Regions from separate parts of the Homo sapiens genome. Here region 2 is linked to region 1. Evidence: read pairs that join two places in POLR2A ChIA-PET (ENCODE). Cell type or tissue: PC-9. All regions are shown on one strand.

Region 1 (8,000 bases):
GAGTTGTAGAAGTTTCTTACAGAGTCTAAGTGCAAGTACTTTCTTAGATACATTTTGCAAATATTTTCTCCCAGTCTGTAACTTGCTTATTTTTGTTGGTGTCCTTTGACAAGCACAAGTTTTTGATTTTGTTGAAGACCAATTTATCAAATTTTTATTTTATGGTTATATTTTCTGTGTTGTGCTACAAAATTCTTGTCTATCCTATGTCATACAAATATTCTGCTATGTTTTCTTCCAGAAACTTTATAGCATTAGTTTACATATGGGTATTTGATCCATCTTGAATACAGTTTTGCATATGATATGAGGTAGGTTTAAGATTTATTTATTTCCATAGAGATATGCAATTTTTCCAGCAACATTTTTAAAAAAGAATTTTGTTTCTTCACTGAATTGTTTTTGATGCCTTGGTCAAAAATCAGTTGACCAAGTAACTGTGGCTTTATTTGACTCTCTATTCTGTTCCACTGGTATATTTGTGTATCCCTACACTGATACTACGCTCTTTTGACCACTGTTGCTTCCTAGTAAGTCTTGAAATCAATTAATGTAACTTCTTCAATTTTTTTCTCATTTTTCAAGATAATTTTAGCTAGTTTAGGTTGTTTGCATTTCTATATACATTTTTGAATCAGCTTGTCAATTACGTTTCTTTTTTTGAGACAAAGTCTTGCTCTGCAACCCAGGCTGGAGTGCAGTGGTACAGTCTCGACTCACTGTAGCCTCGACTTCCCAGGTTCAAGGGATCCTCCCACCTCAGCCTCCCTAGCAGTTGAGACCACAGGCACATGCCAACACACCTGGCTAATTTTTGTATTTTTTGTAGAGACGGGGTTTCACAAAGTTGCCCAGGCTGGTCTTGAACTCTTGGACTCAAGTGATCCACCCACCTCAGCCTCCCAAAGTGTTGGGATTACAGGCACCTGGCAGCTTGTCAAGCTTTATTAAAAAAAAAAATTCCCTGGAATTTTGATTCAGATTACATTTTAGTCTATTGATTAAATTTGGGGAGAATTGCCATCTTAACAATATGAGTTGTCCAATTCATGAACATAGGTTATTTCTTTACTTATTTAGGCTTAATTTCTCTCAGAAATGAGTTTTAGTTTTCCATGGGGAGGTCTTATACACCAACTATTAAATTTCTCCCTATTTTATATATTTTTGTTACTATTATAAATGGTATATTTAAATATTCTTATTTTTAATGTTTGTTACTAATATATAGAAATGTTATTAGTTTTTTGAACATTGATATATCACGTGGACTTGCTTAATTCATTTCTGGCTCTAGTAGCTTTATTTATTTATTTATTTATTTTTCAGATTCCTTAGGATTATCTATATACACAATAATGTTGTGGCAAATAAAGACAGTTTTACTTCTTCCTTTCCAAAATGTATGCTCTCTTTTTTTTTTTCTTGACTTACGACAGTGGCTAGAATCTATATAGTACCTTGCTGAATAGAAGTAGCAAGAAAGAACATCCTTGCTTTTCTCTTAATCTTGGGGCAAAAGCTTTCAGCCTTTTATCATTAAGTATGATGGTAGCTTATATTGCTGGACTTATATATAATTACATATTGCAGGATTTGATTTGTTAATATTTCTATAGAATCATTTTCATCTTTATTCATGAAGGCTATTACCTGTACTTTTATTTTCTTGTAAAGTTCTTGTATGATTTTGAAATCAGGGTTATTCTGGCTTCATAAAATGGTCTCTGAATTATTCTTTCCTCCTTTATTTTCTGGAAGGGTCTGTGTAACATCAGTGATATTTTTTTTTAATGTTTGATGGAATTTACCAGTGAAGCATCACAAGTTTCAATTGCCTTAGTAGCCCTCAAATTCAATCTCTTTTTTCCTCCATCTAGCAAAAGACTCTGTTCAACATTTGGGCTCCACTTTGCTGTGCTGCGTTGAGAAAGTGCCCTCAGACAGAAAGCTAGGGAGAATGGAGGGTTTACTTTGTGTTTTCCTGCACTCAGGGATTATAGCCATGCAGGCCTGATTGTCCAATGCCTGGAAACTTTTGCTTCATATTTTGTCCAGTTTTATGGTTATGCATGGCTGAAGCATAAAGCCAGTGGCCATTTTTTCTATCATAGTCAGAACTGAAGGTTTAGAGTGATGTTTTGTAATTAAAAACACATTGTGTTAGTTTTTGGCTCCAAACTCACCGTCCAAATGGAGTGCCAACTTATTGCAAGCAAAATTCAGATTTTTTTTCTATGGCCAATAAGACCACACATGAGCTGGCCTCCTACTACCTATCTATCTCATCTACTACCATCCTTCCCTTCACTTTGCTCTAGCCATGCTGGACTTCCTGCTATCCTTTAACATACCAAGCTTTTCCACTTGTTCGCTCTGCCTGTAAAGCTATTCCCCAAGATGCTCCCATGATTTACTCACTCACTTTATTCGTGTCTCAGTTCAAATGTTACCTCCACAGTGAGGCCTTCCCTGAACACTGTGACAGAGAACTCTTGCACCATTTTTGTACTCTATCATCTGATCACGCTTTACATACGTTCATAAGTCTCAGTGCTTTTTGAATGTATATTATACATTTTCCATTTACAACTTTCTGTTGCAACTTTTCAACTGTATTTTTGTAGCTCAAAACAGCCATAGACAATATTTAAATAAATGGATGTGGCTATGTTCTAACATAATTTTATTCACAAATAAAAGCGAGCTGTAGTTTGCCAACTCCTGGTCCAGACTATCAATACATTGTCTCTGACTTATACATATACGACCTAAAATTATCTCATATGTAAAAATGATTTTTTTTTCTTTTTTTCTGAGACGGAGTCTCAATCTGTTGCCTAGGCTGGAGTGCAGTGGCACGATCTCAGCTCACTGCAAGCTCCACCTCCTGGGTTTACGCCATTCTGCTGCCTCAGCCTCCCAAGTAGCTGGGAGCACAGGCGTGTGCCACCACGCCCGGCTAATTTTTTTGTATTATTAGTAGAGACCGGGTTTCACCATATTAGCCAGGATGGTCTTGATCTCCTGACCTCGTGATCCGCCTGCCTCGGCCTCCCAACATTCTGGGATTACAGGTGTGAGCCACCATGCCTGGCCAAAAATGATCTTTTTATAAGCACAGTAGCTTATCCACCATGGTTACAGACAGCTCTGGTACAATTTCCAGACCTCCTGTAGTTTAAGTACAGAAATTCTGTACTTAAAAAAAAAAAAATTCTTGTTTTTCTTTTATTCATGCCTCAGTCCTACGGTAGAAAAATACTTCAAGCTTTTCAACAGACTTTAAAGATAATGTTAAAAATACATCACTCACATTTTGAAATTCTGTGGATATATCAATTAGCAATGCTTTCAGCTGCAAGTAACAGAAAACCAGACCAACAATGACTTAATCATCAGTACACTTTTTGTTTTCTTAATGAAATTCTGTAGGTAGGTGGCAGTTCAGTGACTTAATGAGGATCTCAGATTTTTTCATTCTTCTATTCCACCAATCTCAGATTGTTGGCTTTTGTTTTCCAACTTAAAGCCTCAAGAGGACAAGATGGCTGCCACGGCTTCAAGCATTGTTTCCTTACGTAAGTGTGCAAAGCAGAAAGGGAGGGAAAGGATCAAAAGACCTTCTCCTTACATCCCCTCTCTTTTATCATGAAAGAAAATCTTTATCAGAAACCTCCTGGCAGACTTGCCTTGCTTCTTACTGAGATAAACTAGGTCACTTACCTCTGCTTAGGTCAGTCACTTGGACAAGGAAATGGAGGTTCTGTGACTACTTTAGTTGAGGGGTTGACAAACTAAGGTCTGTGAAAGAAACCCAGTCTTGGGCCTGTTTCTATGAATAAAGATTTATCGGAACACAGCCATACCCATTCATGTTTATATTGTCTATGGCTGTTTTTGTGCTGCAAAAGTAAAGTTGATTAGTTGTGACAGAGGTGTATTTACTACCTGGTTCTTTACAGAAAAACTTTGCTGTCCTCTGGCTTTGACTTAAATTCATGCCCTAAGTCTAGCCACAAAATCAGGACTCTTTAAACAAACAAACAAAAAAATTAGGAGTGGCTCGTAGGAAGGCAAATAATAGTGACCCCTATTATTGTTTATAGTCATTTATATGGTATGCTAATGCATATTTTAACAAATGGCTAACAGATGTACTTTTTGAAAACTCATTTTCAAATTCTCAGTTTGGGCCCTTCACTCCTTGTTCCTGTTGTCATTCTACCCAAATCTTAATACCATCCCTAATGACTAATCTCGTCTCTCTCAAAACTTCCTTTCAGCCTTTAGGAATTTAAGAAGAATTCAATAGCATTGAAGGCTCTGGAGGGAGTATAGTGTAGGATTCAATTATTGAGTAAAACTGAATTTCAAACTTTTTCATTCTGCAACACATGATAAGGGTGCCTCCCTGCTTTGCACAACTCTCTGTAGATTTCCTTCCCTGGCAGGGCGCTGTGGGCCTGGCTGGTGTTTTCCTTGAGTCTGAGTTGATCTCCTCAGAGCTGAGGGAGAACACTGGAAAAAAGTGTCCTTTAGAGATTTAGAGATATTGATAAGCAATTAGAAGATATGCCACCAAATGCTGGTTAAGAAGATAAGTCAATCTTTTAGAAAGTTTGAAGCAGATGAAAGGAGATGCTGGAGGAATTTTCTGAGCTCCATCAAGTTTGGGTTCCATAACTTTGTGCACTGCTTGGGTTGTAGCCAGTTATAGGAGCCTATGAGAGTACACAGTTTTTTCTTTTTAAAAAATATATATATCACCACACAATTTCCTACTCCTTTACCCTCCCAGATCCTACAGCTTTTCATCTAGATATAACAACAGAAGTGTTTAAAAATAGAGGCACTGGGAGAGGAAAAAGGGTCTGGGATGTGAAGGAGACAGTTTTACTTTTGTTCAACAGCCACTAGAAATTAGTTTCAACTTTTCAGATCTAAGCTTATTGAGAGGTTTAACCTGCAGTTTGATGAAAAATTCAACCAGTGTGAAATTTTGGAATACAGAATATCTGTGAGTGAGGACAAACAGACCTTCTATGATCCATTTTGTGGCTGAAACTTTGATTCAAAGAAGAGACAGTCCAGGCCGGGTGCGGGGCTCACGCCTGTAATCCCAGCCCTTTGGAAGGCCTAGGCGAGTGGATCACTTGAGGTTGGGAGTTTGAGACCAGCCTGGCCAACATGATGAAACCTCGTCTCTACTAAAAAAAATAGAAAAGATTAGCCAGGCATAGTAGTGGGTGCCTGTAATCCCAGCTACTTGGGAGGCTGAGGCAGGAGAATCGCTAGAACCTGGGAGGCGGAGGTTGCAGTGAGCCGAGATCACCCCATTGCACTCCAGCCTGGGCAACAAGAGTGAAACTCCGTCAAAAAAAGAAAAAAAAAAAGAAAGAGACACTGAGTTTGTGCCTCTAATTGTGCCTCCCCTTTCTTGGGAATAATAGCCCTGTAGGGCAGGGGAGGATAAATAAGAGCTTCTAGGGTTTAACTTAAAAATCAGACTATTTAAGCCCCTGGACCTCTGAGCCTTTCCATGTCCCCTTGCTCATGCTCTCTCTACTTAGCTGTTAAAAGATCTGCTCTTGCTGCACTGTCACTCTCCACTCTCCTCCCCCTGCTCAACTGGCTTCAGTCTATCCACCATCCTCTCACCGCAGCTGCTACCACTGCTGTTCTCAGAGAGGTGTGGAGGGGTTTCCTCCTCACCACTGCTCACAGCTCTGTTTTAGGATCCCTCTGTTAGCCTGTCTCTTAGCTTACAGGCATTCTGCCAAAGAATCTGGAGCCTTTCCTAAAGGATGGGTAGAAGTGAATTTGAGTGACACAATCATATGTCTCCCTAAATGGTTTCTTCTTCCCTACTAATAATAGGTATCAATAGGATTCTACGTATCTTGACCTTCTCCTACTTCAGGTGGGATCTAAAGAAAAGGTCATCTTCCCTTTTCTTTTTGGTGGAAGGGTATTCATTGTGGTTTCATAGGTTTTCCATCTCAATATTTCTCTCAAGAACACTAGCAGGAGTGTGATGAGCCCTGGCTATCCTGATGGCCCTGTGGGCACTGACCTGCACTCTGCACTCTCTGAGCCTGGCACCCCCGACCGTTGCCACTTCTGTCCCGAGTCTGTTCCCTGCCTCCCAGGTGATGAACAATGCCCTCTTCCAATGGCCCTCTGCCTTGATGTTGCTCCCCTGCCACCAAATCCTTACTTCTATGGCCCTTAGTGCCAACTTTGTGCCTTGAAAGAGTCATACCAAGTACACAATTAAACCAGTGAAGATGAGGAAGTCTGGGGGTGAAGACCACACAGGCCAGATCTGGGTGCACGGTATTGACAGGGGCCACAAGCAACATTATTGCATGATTGACTTTTGTGTTTCTGGCCTGAGGAGGAGACCAAGTCAGGACCCTTTGAGGAGAAGGTTATCCAAGTCCACCGTGATCCCTGTAGGTCAGCAGACATAGCTCTGGTTGCTGGGGGTAGCCAGAAACACTGGATCATCACCACAGAAAACTTGCAGGCTGGAGATACAATCCTGAACTCCAACCACATAGGCCAAATGGCAGTTGCTGCTCAGGAAGGGGATGCACATCCACTTGGGGCTCTGCCTGTGGGAACCCTCATCAACAACATGGAAATTGAGCCAGGCCGGGGTGCCCAGTATATCCAAGCTGCAGGGACGTGTAGTGTGCTACTGTGGAAGGTGAATGGCACAACCGTTATCCAGCTGCCCTCTAAGAGGCAGATGCAGGTGCTGGAAACATGCATAGCAACAGTAGGCTGAGTATCCAACACTGATCATAACAAACAGGTCACTGGCAGGGCAGGTCACAACCGTTGGCTGGGCAAGAGGCCTTCCAGTGGGCTACAGCACCACAAGGGGTGCTGGGCTGGCCGAAAGATTTGGCCACTACCCTTCATGAAGAGTTATGTGAAGCTGCCTTCTGATGCTGCCCAAAGCTGATATCCCTGTATTGTAATAATGTGCCCCCCTCCCCTGAAAAAAAAAAAAAGAGCACTAGCAGGTTCTTGAGCAGCTGGAACTCTTAGAAACTTGCTGTTTTACCCCAAGTTTCCAGTATGAGTATAGTGATTAGATTCTCCTTCTTCTCATCTTTTCTCTTTCACTGGCCCTCAAGGCACTTAAAATAAAGCCATTAATATTTCATGGTAAACCTTTGTTTTTATCATGCTCACTTCAGCAGCACATATACTAAAATTGGAATAGTACAGAGAAGATTAGTATGGATGACATGCAAATTCGTGAAGTGTTATATTTTTAAAAGAATGAAATGCTGTCACTTACAGCAACATGGAGAAACCTGGAGGGCAATATGTTAAGTGAAATAAGCCAGGCACAGAAAGACAAACACCACATACTCTCATTCATTTTTGAAATCTAAAAAGTTGTTCTCGTTGAAGTGGAGAGGAGAATAGTAGTTACCAGAGGATGGGGAGGGTAGGAAGGAGAGAGAGATGATGAGAGTGATGGTCAACGTGTACACATTTACAGTTAGATAGGAGGAATAAGTTCTCATGTTCTTTTGCATACTAGACTGGAGATGACAATAAAATAGCTAAAAGAGAGGTTTTTGAACATTCTTATCACAAAGAAGTGATAAATGTTAAAAGTGATGGCCATGTTAATTACCCTGATTTGGTCATTACACAATGCATACATGTGCAATCAAAATATTACATTGTATCCCATAAATATATATAATTAGTATGCATCAATTAAAATTTATGCATAATTAGTATGCATCAATTAAAATTTATGCATAATTACTATGCATAAATTAAAACTTTTAAAAAAAACTAGTTTTTTATACTATTGAAAACATAGTTCTATGCATTTTCTAAAATGCCACCTATGCCCTTCCTATTCAGAGCCTCTTGGCTTTAACACATACTGGCCAACTTGGGACCACAGAGGAGGAGCTAAAACATGAGGGATTGGTTTAGGAGGTAAGGGGAGACCCAACATT
Region 2 (8,000 bases), 280 kb after region 1:
AATGCAATTGGTTGGCTCCCGGGCATTTGGAAGGAAATATTTGCAGCTGGTTAATAGCAAAATAAACAGTTGCAAGTATGCTCTGCAATTGGATGGAGAGAGGGCTGACAGGGACAGAAAGGGGAGGCTAAAAAGAGAAGTATGGGATGCAGCAGAGTGTTGCCGGAACAGTGGAAAGTTTAGAGTCGAATGCGTCTGGGTTGAATCTGAGGAATTCTGTTTACTTACTGTATGTGGCCTTGGGCCAGTCAATTTTTCTCATCTGCAAAATGGGGATAATCACATTTACATTGCTGGGTTTTGGTAAGCATTAGGATTATTAGGATTATGTGTATAAAGCATGTAAATCCTTCTCTGGCACCTATCCAGCAGGTGCTTGGTAAATGATAGTTATCAATAGAAAAAGATATATTTATTTTTTTCTGGAGGGGGACTTTTTTTTTAATTACGTCTTTTTGTTTCCTTTGTTTCTTGTGTTTTTACCTATTGTATTAGTTTTCTGTGGCTGCTGTAACAAATTACCATAAATCTAGTGGTTTAAAGAATAATTTTACTCTCTCACAGTTTGAGAGGCCAGAAGTCTAAAATTGAGGTGTTGTCTACCTCCAGAGTGGGGAGGGGGAGAATCCTCTACTTCTTCCTCTGGTGGTGGTTGGCATTTCTTTGTTTGTGGCTGCACCGCTCCCTGCTCTGTCTTCATAGTCTTCTCCTCTGAGTGTCTGTGTCTAATCTCCCTCTGCTTCTCTTTTTTTTTTTTTTTGAGACAGAGTCTCGCTGTGTCACCCAGGCTGGAGTGCAGTGGCGTGATCTCGGCTCATTGCAAGCTTCGCCTCCCAGGTTCACGCCATTCTCTTGCCTCAGCCTCCCGAGTAGCTGGGACTACAGGAGCCCGCCACCACGACCGGCTATTTTTTTGTATTTTTAGTAGAGATGGGGTTTCACCGTGTTAGCCAGGAAGGCCTCGATCTCCTGACCTCATGATCCACCCGCCTCGGCCACCCAAAGTGCTGAGATTACAGGCATGAGCCACCGCTCCCGGCCTGCTTCTCTCTTATAAGAGTCCATGTGATTGCATTTAGGACCAACCCAGATAATACAGGATAATGCTCCTGTTCAACATTCCTAATCAGGTCTTCTGCTATATAAGGTAATGCTCACTCTTTTTTCATATAAAGTGATAGTCACAGGTTCTGAGGATTAGAAATGGAATATATATTTGAGGGGCTATTTTTTTTCTGTCTAGCAAATCTTTTTAAATATTTTAAGAAAATTTTATAAAAAATCCAGCCTAACAAGTAAGGTTCTAGAAAACAGTTTGACTTTCCTTTAAAGTGGGCTGAGGAAATGGTGCGCATGGAAATGGGGAACTTAGTTTTCAGATTTAAGAAAGGAAGCCAAAAGATGAGCACCTGAAATAAAATACCACCATTTGGAAAAATGAGAAGAAGATTTGAAATAATGATGATATCTTTTAAAAATGCAGTATCATTTACTTTCCAAATTATTCCAACACATTTAGCTCTGCAGTGAATCCCTAGAAATCAAATCTTATTTTGCTACTGATTTTGACTATATCCTTGGAATTATCCATCTGTGGAAAAATCTTCTCTGTGATCTTAACTGAAACTGTGTTTACAAAGAGCTGGGACCCTTCTCATAGCATTGTTATCAGTTCAGACACTGACATTCTGAATGTTACAGTGCTTTTCTTGTGCCCTCCTAAAAATTTCCCCAAATTATAGAAGTGCCTCCTTGACTGGGGAATCATTGAACTGTGTATTTGTAGTGCCTCTCAATGGACGTCGTAATTTCCAATAAAGTTGGACTTCCTTGATGATCACCAATATTAATATTTAAGTATGACCATATTTAAATATGACATTTGGACTTCAGTGACTTATAAAGCATATTTTCTCCCTATTTATTATTGTTTAATAATTCTATATTTTAAAATGAAGGATGTATATGCAACTAGGAAAATGATGTTTTATTTTGTGTATAATCAAATTTTTGCCTATAAGGAAACCGTCATATATATATATATATATATATATATATATATATAAAGAGAGAGAGAGAGAGAGAGAGAGAGAGAGAGACCGAGTCTCACTCTGTCACTCAGGCTTGAGTACAGTGGCGCTATCTTGGCTCACTGCAATCTCCACCTCCTAGGTTCAAGCGATTCTTGTGCTTCAGCCTTATGAGTAGCTGGGATTATAGGCACGTGCCACCACGCTTGCCTAATTTTTGTAATTTTAGTAGACACAGGGTTTTGGCATGTTGGCCAGGCTAGTTTTGAACTCCTGACCTCAGGCGATTGCCTGCCTCGGCCTTCCAAAAGTGTTGGGATTGCAAGCGTGAGCCACCACGCCTGGTCATTATGCATATTCTTAAATTTGAGATTTATTAGTCTCTGGTCTTAGCATCAGAAACTTTTCTGTAGCACTTGATATGTTTTAAAATTCATAGACACTCTGAATTGTGTACATGATCTGATTTCCCTTTTTATGTTGATTGTTAAATTTATTACCCACCTATAAAAGTATAGAGAATTTTGTCATATATTTTTACAATAATTTTCTTTTTGGTTGCATTTTATATGGTTGCTGTCATTTTTTTTTTCTTTCATGTGTGTCTGTTGTGGGTTGACTTGTGTTCCCCAAAGAGATATAGTAAAGTCCTAACCCCTGATACCTGTGACTATCACCTTATTTGGAAATAGTCTTTGCAGATCTATTAAGTTAAAATGAGGTCATACTGGGTTAGGATGGGCTCTAATCTAATTACTGGTGTACTTATAAGTGGGGGAGAAGACACACAGACACAGACACACACAAGGAAGAACACAGTGTGAAGATGAAGGCAGAGATTATAGTGATGTATCTGCCAGTGAGGGAATGCTGAGGGTGGCCTATCAGCCACCAGAAAGTAAGAAGAGGCAGACAGAGGATTTCTTAGAAACTTCAGAGGGATTGTGACCCTGTGAACAACCTGATTTCAGACTTCTAGCCTCTGTAACTGGGAGAGAAGAAGAATACATTTCCATTGTTTTAGGCTGCCCAGTTTATGACATTTTGTTACTACAGCCCTAGGAAACTAATAGTGTCCACACATTTGAGTGTGTGTGCATTAATATTAATACATGTGTATGTATGTGATTATATATGTGAGAGAAGTTATCACCTCAAATTTCTGCCAGCTACTTCATATTGTTTTAAAGAATGAAATTATTTAATAAATATTTAATAATAATTATAATATTATAATAGTAGTATATTCCTCTCATAAACTCCTTAGAATATATCTCCTTGTTCAAAGTAGTTATTGGAATATATACTCTTTGTGTATATATATATATATATATATATTTTTTTTTTTTTTTTTTTTGAGATGGAGTTGCTCTGTGGCCCAGGCTGGAGTGTGGTGGTGTGATCTCAGTTCACTACAACCTCAACTTCCAGGGTTCAAGCGATTCTCCTGACTCAGCCTCCCAAGTAGCTGGGACTACAGGCGTGTGCCACCATGCCTGGCTAAATTTTGTATTTTTGGTAGAGATGGGGTTTCAGCATGTTGGCCAGGCTGTTCTCAAACTCCTGACCATGAGTGATTCACCCTCCTCAGCCTGTCAAAGTTCTGAGATTACAGGCATGAGCCACTCTGCCCAGCCTTCATAAAAATTTAATTAGTTATATATTGCTTCTAGGACAATGATCAAGATCTAAACCTATGCATTTTCCTGACTTTGCCAGTAGTGAACTTGATGGCATTTTGCAAGAAGCTGCCTCAAAATTCCAAATAACACATAACATGATTAGGGAGCAAGTGACTTCTGAGTATGAAGATCCATGTGGGTGTTTCATTAAGATGAAATGTATCTGGGATTTGCTACGAGATAGGTCAAGCCAGCACGCATCCAGGTCTGTCCCTCCATGGCATCTGTGCTATGTAATGTGGTCACATAAAACCTCTTCATGAGACAGCAAGCAGATAAACTGGAGACATCTCCTAAGACAGAAACAGATGAGTGACAAAGGCAGTTTTCCTCCTCATTTCCATTTTATGCATTTCAGGGTTTGGCAGGGTAAGCTCTGCTTTAATGTAGATGATAATGCAATGCTGTAAAAGAATCAAATCGAGCAAGATTCTCTCTAAGCTGTAGACCAGTTTCCTGTTTTATTTTCTTGAATGTTTTCTTTTACTTTTGAAAACAGACAGTGAACCTTAAAAGCAGGGAGGCAGCTTTTAAGCTTGCTATCATCATTCAGATCAATTTGGAACCAAGTCTCACCTCCCATCTCTTCTAATTTTGATGTACATTCTCTGTTGGCCACTGGCCAGAGCAGAAGTCAGGAAATGATAAATACTCATTTATTCCCAGACACAGCAGTTTGTGCTGAGATGGGAGACAGCATTTACAGTCATTAAACCTATTGCATTTTTAGTGTGTTTATTAATAGCAACCAAAGTCAATGTTGATGTCATCTCCACTAGTGATAGTCAACTTTCAGGTTTGTTATTCTTAGTGGATTTCCTGCCCAAGGATCCACACTTGTTTTGTTCAGCCTTCCACAATGATTTATAACATGACTGTCAAATCAGGTTTAACTAGTTTAACACCAGCTAGACATAACCAGATATCATATAGCTGAAAAAATTGCTTTAGTGGGTATGTCAAATATCAGAGAAACCCAACAAATGTTAAAGAAAATATCTTCAGAAGAGAACATCTTGTTTGTTCTAGTGCTTGAGAAAAGTATCTCTGAATTTTATAATTCTGAAAGTCTCTTGATAAATAGGCAGATTAATCAGTATAGTGCTTTCGTTTCTTCTTAAAAAATATGTAACTGCTACTCAGGTTTTTTTTCTTATCCTGTCAACCAGGCAACTGAGTTAGTTGATCCTCAGGTTAAAGTTGGTGGAAGAAATAAAAACCTCAGAGTTGTCAATATCTTGCTATGTTTTGGTGCATCTGATATTCTGATTTGGCTTTCACTAGATATCACATAGCTGAGAATCATCTTACGTTCTGGTATTTGACAAGCATTGAAAGCATCCGAGGCAATGAGTTGGCATGGATTCAGCCTGCCTTGGCAAAAGCATGGCCAGAACTGATATGATGTCCTACACAGACAGCACCTGCTCTTGAAATCAGGCCCATTGCTCATCAAAGGACAGCCCCTCCCCCAACAAATATGCCATTCAATTTATTCATTTTTAAAATTAAGATGGACTGAATAAAAAAGAAAGCACAATTGCTTTTGTTTGGACAAATAAGCAGCCATGCGATTAGCTTGAAATCGCACAGGTAAAAAGCACAGTGACTAAATTATCATTTAATGATTTTTAATAAAGAGAGATGCTTACTTGCTTTTAAAACAGAATCTGAAAAAGGGAATGCAAGGTATGTGAATGTGACATGAAAGCATAGAGTGATATTTTACTAGATTAAGCAAGACATGAAAAATTAGAGAGGTGATTCTAAGCAATGGATAAAAATACAACTTATACATTAAAACCAGTCACTGTACCTGGAAACATACAAAGTATTTAATGTAGCAAATTTACATTTGCTAAAAGGAAGATTGGATCCTATTTCTACCACACATTTTTTCCCTTTTGAAAATTATACAGATTATTTATTCTTTCTTATACTTTAAGCTCAGTGGCACCATTAACAAGAGAGGGTATTCATTTAAACCAGAAGAATGGAAGAGTTCAAACTTTAGGGGCAATGAAGGAAACTGAGGAAAAGGAGGGACTTCAAGGTCAAATTATGTGAACTGTGAACAAATTATTGTGAACTGCAAATTACACCATTTTGTTTTTTTAGGCAGTTTCTTATTACAGTATTTCCAATAGCAGATAATTGCTAAGATCCAAGGAAGTCCTAAAAACAATTCAGGATCTTGATTCTATGACATTCTCAATGCTATCAGGTATCTAAAACCAAACATGGTGCTGAGAAGCAGAAACTAATCATAAAATATTATATGTTTGCAGCTTTGCAGTCAGAAAAATTGAGATTGAAACATGCTGCTGGCTTCTCAGTAGCTATGTGATCTGGGGCATTTGCTTAACCTTAAATTTTTCAGTTTTTTTCATCTATAAAATTCAGATAATAGTAAACCTATCACATGAAATTATTGGGAAGACTAAGTGGTGTAATGTATGCAAAGCCTAAAACAATAACTAGCACAGTATAATGGCTTAATCAATGTTAACTTGAATTAGCATTTTTGTGCCTGCTTAAACAGTGATTTTCAAATGACCCATATAGAGCTTGAATATTATTTGGAAATTGAGCCATAAAGCAGATGAAATCACCAAGGATTTGTTTGGTTTGTTTTTATTTGCAGGAAAAGGGAACATGACATTTAACATCAGTCTGTATGTTATGTGATCTGGACATTAGCTGTGTTGGCTCTTGGCACAGTTGACACCTCCTCCTTTGCTCCACTCTGCATTGTGGGGGCTGGAAATCTGAGAGCTATATGTTTCCCAGTCTCCTTTGCCAGCAGGCTTCTGAATTGGCATTAGGGTCCATCAGTGAGATACATTTGTGTAATATTTGGAAGGCAGAAGAGTGTCAGAAACAGTGATGTGTCAAGTTGGCTCATAAAAGTTCAAAGGAACTGATCATGGACATCATTTTCCAACTATGCATTCAGTAGCTTTAAATCAGCCATAGTCGGAATTTTTATACCACAGAAATTGGAAAATACTACAAATAAGCACTTTTTTCATGCCCAATGAATCAGTTAGATATTTCTTGCATACCAGTGGATAGAAATAATATTATTCCTCTACCTGTATTGGCAGGCAGATAATCAGGCATTGAAAAGTGAGATTTTGCAGTGGACTTTGGATATTCTCCTGATTATTATCACTGGTCTCAATTGGATGTTCCCCTGATTATTATCACTTGTCTCAATTGGGGGCATTGAAGTAGAATTCCTGCTCTGGGTTACAGTAGCCATTTTCTGATTGCCTGAATCCAATGGCAAGCCTGTGCTAGTGGTAGCTTTCTCTGGCTTTTGCCCTTCCAACAGTTTTGTAAGCACCAAATTATCTTTGTTAAATTTCTTCCTGCCCCAAATGCCTAGAATACTCTCTGTTTTCCTGATAAAACTCTGATAATACATTAAGTCATAAATACGTAAGTATAGTTATCTGGGCAGGACTCATGTCAACTTGAAAAAAAATAGGGGCTTTAAAAAATCAGTGATAACAAACTTTCCGTATATTTGTGAGGATGCTGCCAGTGAATTTACCTGAATTTGAAGATAAGCTCAGAGAACCAAAGAAATAAATCAACCTACAAAACTACTTGTAGATCATTTAGACTTGGAGACTTTGGCATTTATAGGTTTTAGTATACTTTAAATCAAAGACCAGAAAAATCTGTTAAGCACTCTGAGTGAGGGAATTTCCTTTTTTGCTTTTCCAAAGCTAGTCTATCATCTATTACCTTTGAACATCTGGCTAATTTTTGTACTTTTAGTAGAGACAGTGTTTCACCACGTTGGCCAGGCTGTTCTCTAACTCCAGGCCTCAAGTGATCCGCCCACCTCAGCCTCCCAAAGTGCTGAGATTACAGGCATGAGCAATTGTGCCCGGCTTCATCTTTCAGAAGGTATGTTGTTTGCAAGTATTTCCTCCCAGTCTGTGGCTTCTCTTTTTATTCTCTTGACAATGTCTTTTGCAAGTTATAAATTTTTAATTTAATGAAGTTCAGCTTATCAATTCTCTCTCATGGATTGTGCCTCAGGTGTTGTGTCTAAAAGGTCATCTCAAACTATAGGTCAACTAGATTTTCTCCTATGCTATCTTCTAGGAGATTTATAGTTTTGCATTTTACATTTAAGACTGTGAACCATTGGAGTTTACTTTTGGGAAGGGTGTAAGGTCTGTGTTTAAATTCGTATTTTTGTGTGTGTGTATGTTCAGTTGTTCCAACATGATTTGTTGAAAAGATCATCTTTTCTCCAGAGTGTTGTCTT

What was found. Peaks named below come from ENCODE experiments on the same cell type or tissue, not always from the same donor. Only the 100,000 strongest peaks of a DNase experiment are listed, where the experiment ranks them.
Region 2: POLR2A ChIA-PET joins it to region 1 with 24 read pairs; 1 of 35 experiments calls an interaction of 5 or more read pairs at or near these places.

Annotation. Positions count from the first base shown.
Region 1 is chr12:89,746,858-89,754,857 of GRCh38, forward strand. The region is part of intron 2 of LOC107984543 (a long non-coding RNA gene); the gene reads left to right. It also overlaps the pseudogene MRPL2P1 and the pseudogene RNU6-148P. Among named protein-coding and RNA genes, the nearest start is that of ATP2B1-AS1, 42 kb to the left of the region's middle. In PC-9, no CTCF peak of the experiment used is centred here; a DNase peak (open chromatin) is centred at 4,044; H3K27ac peaks cover 1,864 bases.
Region 2 is chr12:90,024,452-90,032,451 of GRCh38, forward strand. The region is part of intron 8 of LOC105369890 (a long non-coding RNA gene); the gene reads left to right. Among named protein-coding and RNA genes, the nearest start is that of LINC02399, 81 kb to the left of the region's middle. In PC-9, no CTCF peak of the experiment used is centred here; a DNase peak (open chromatin) is centred at 4,480.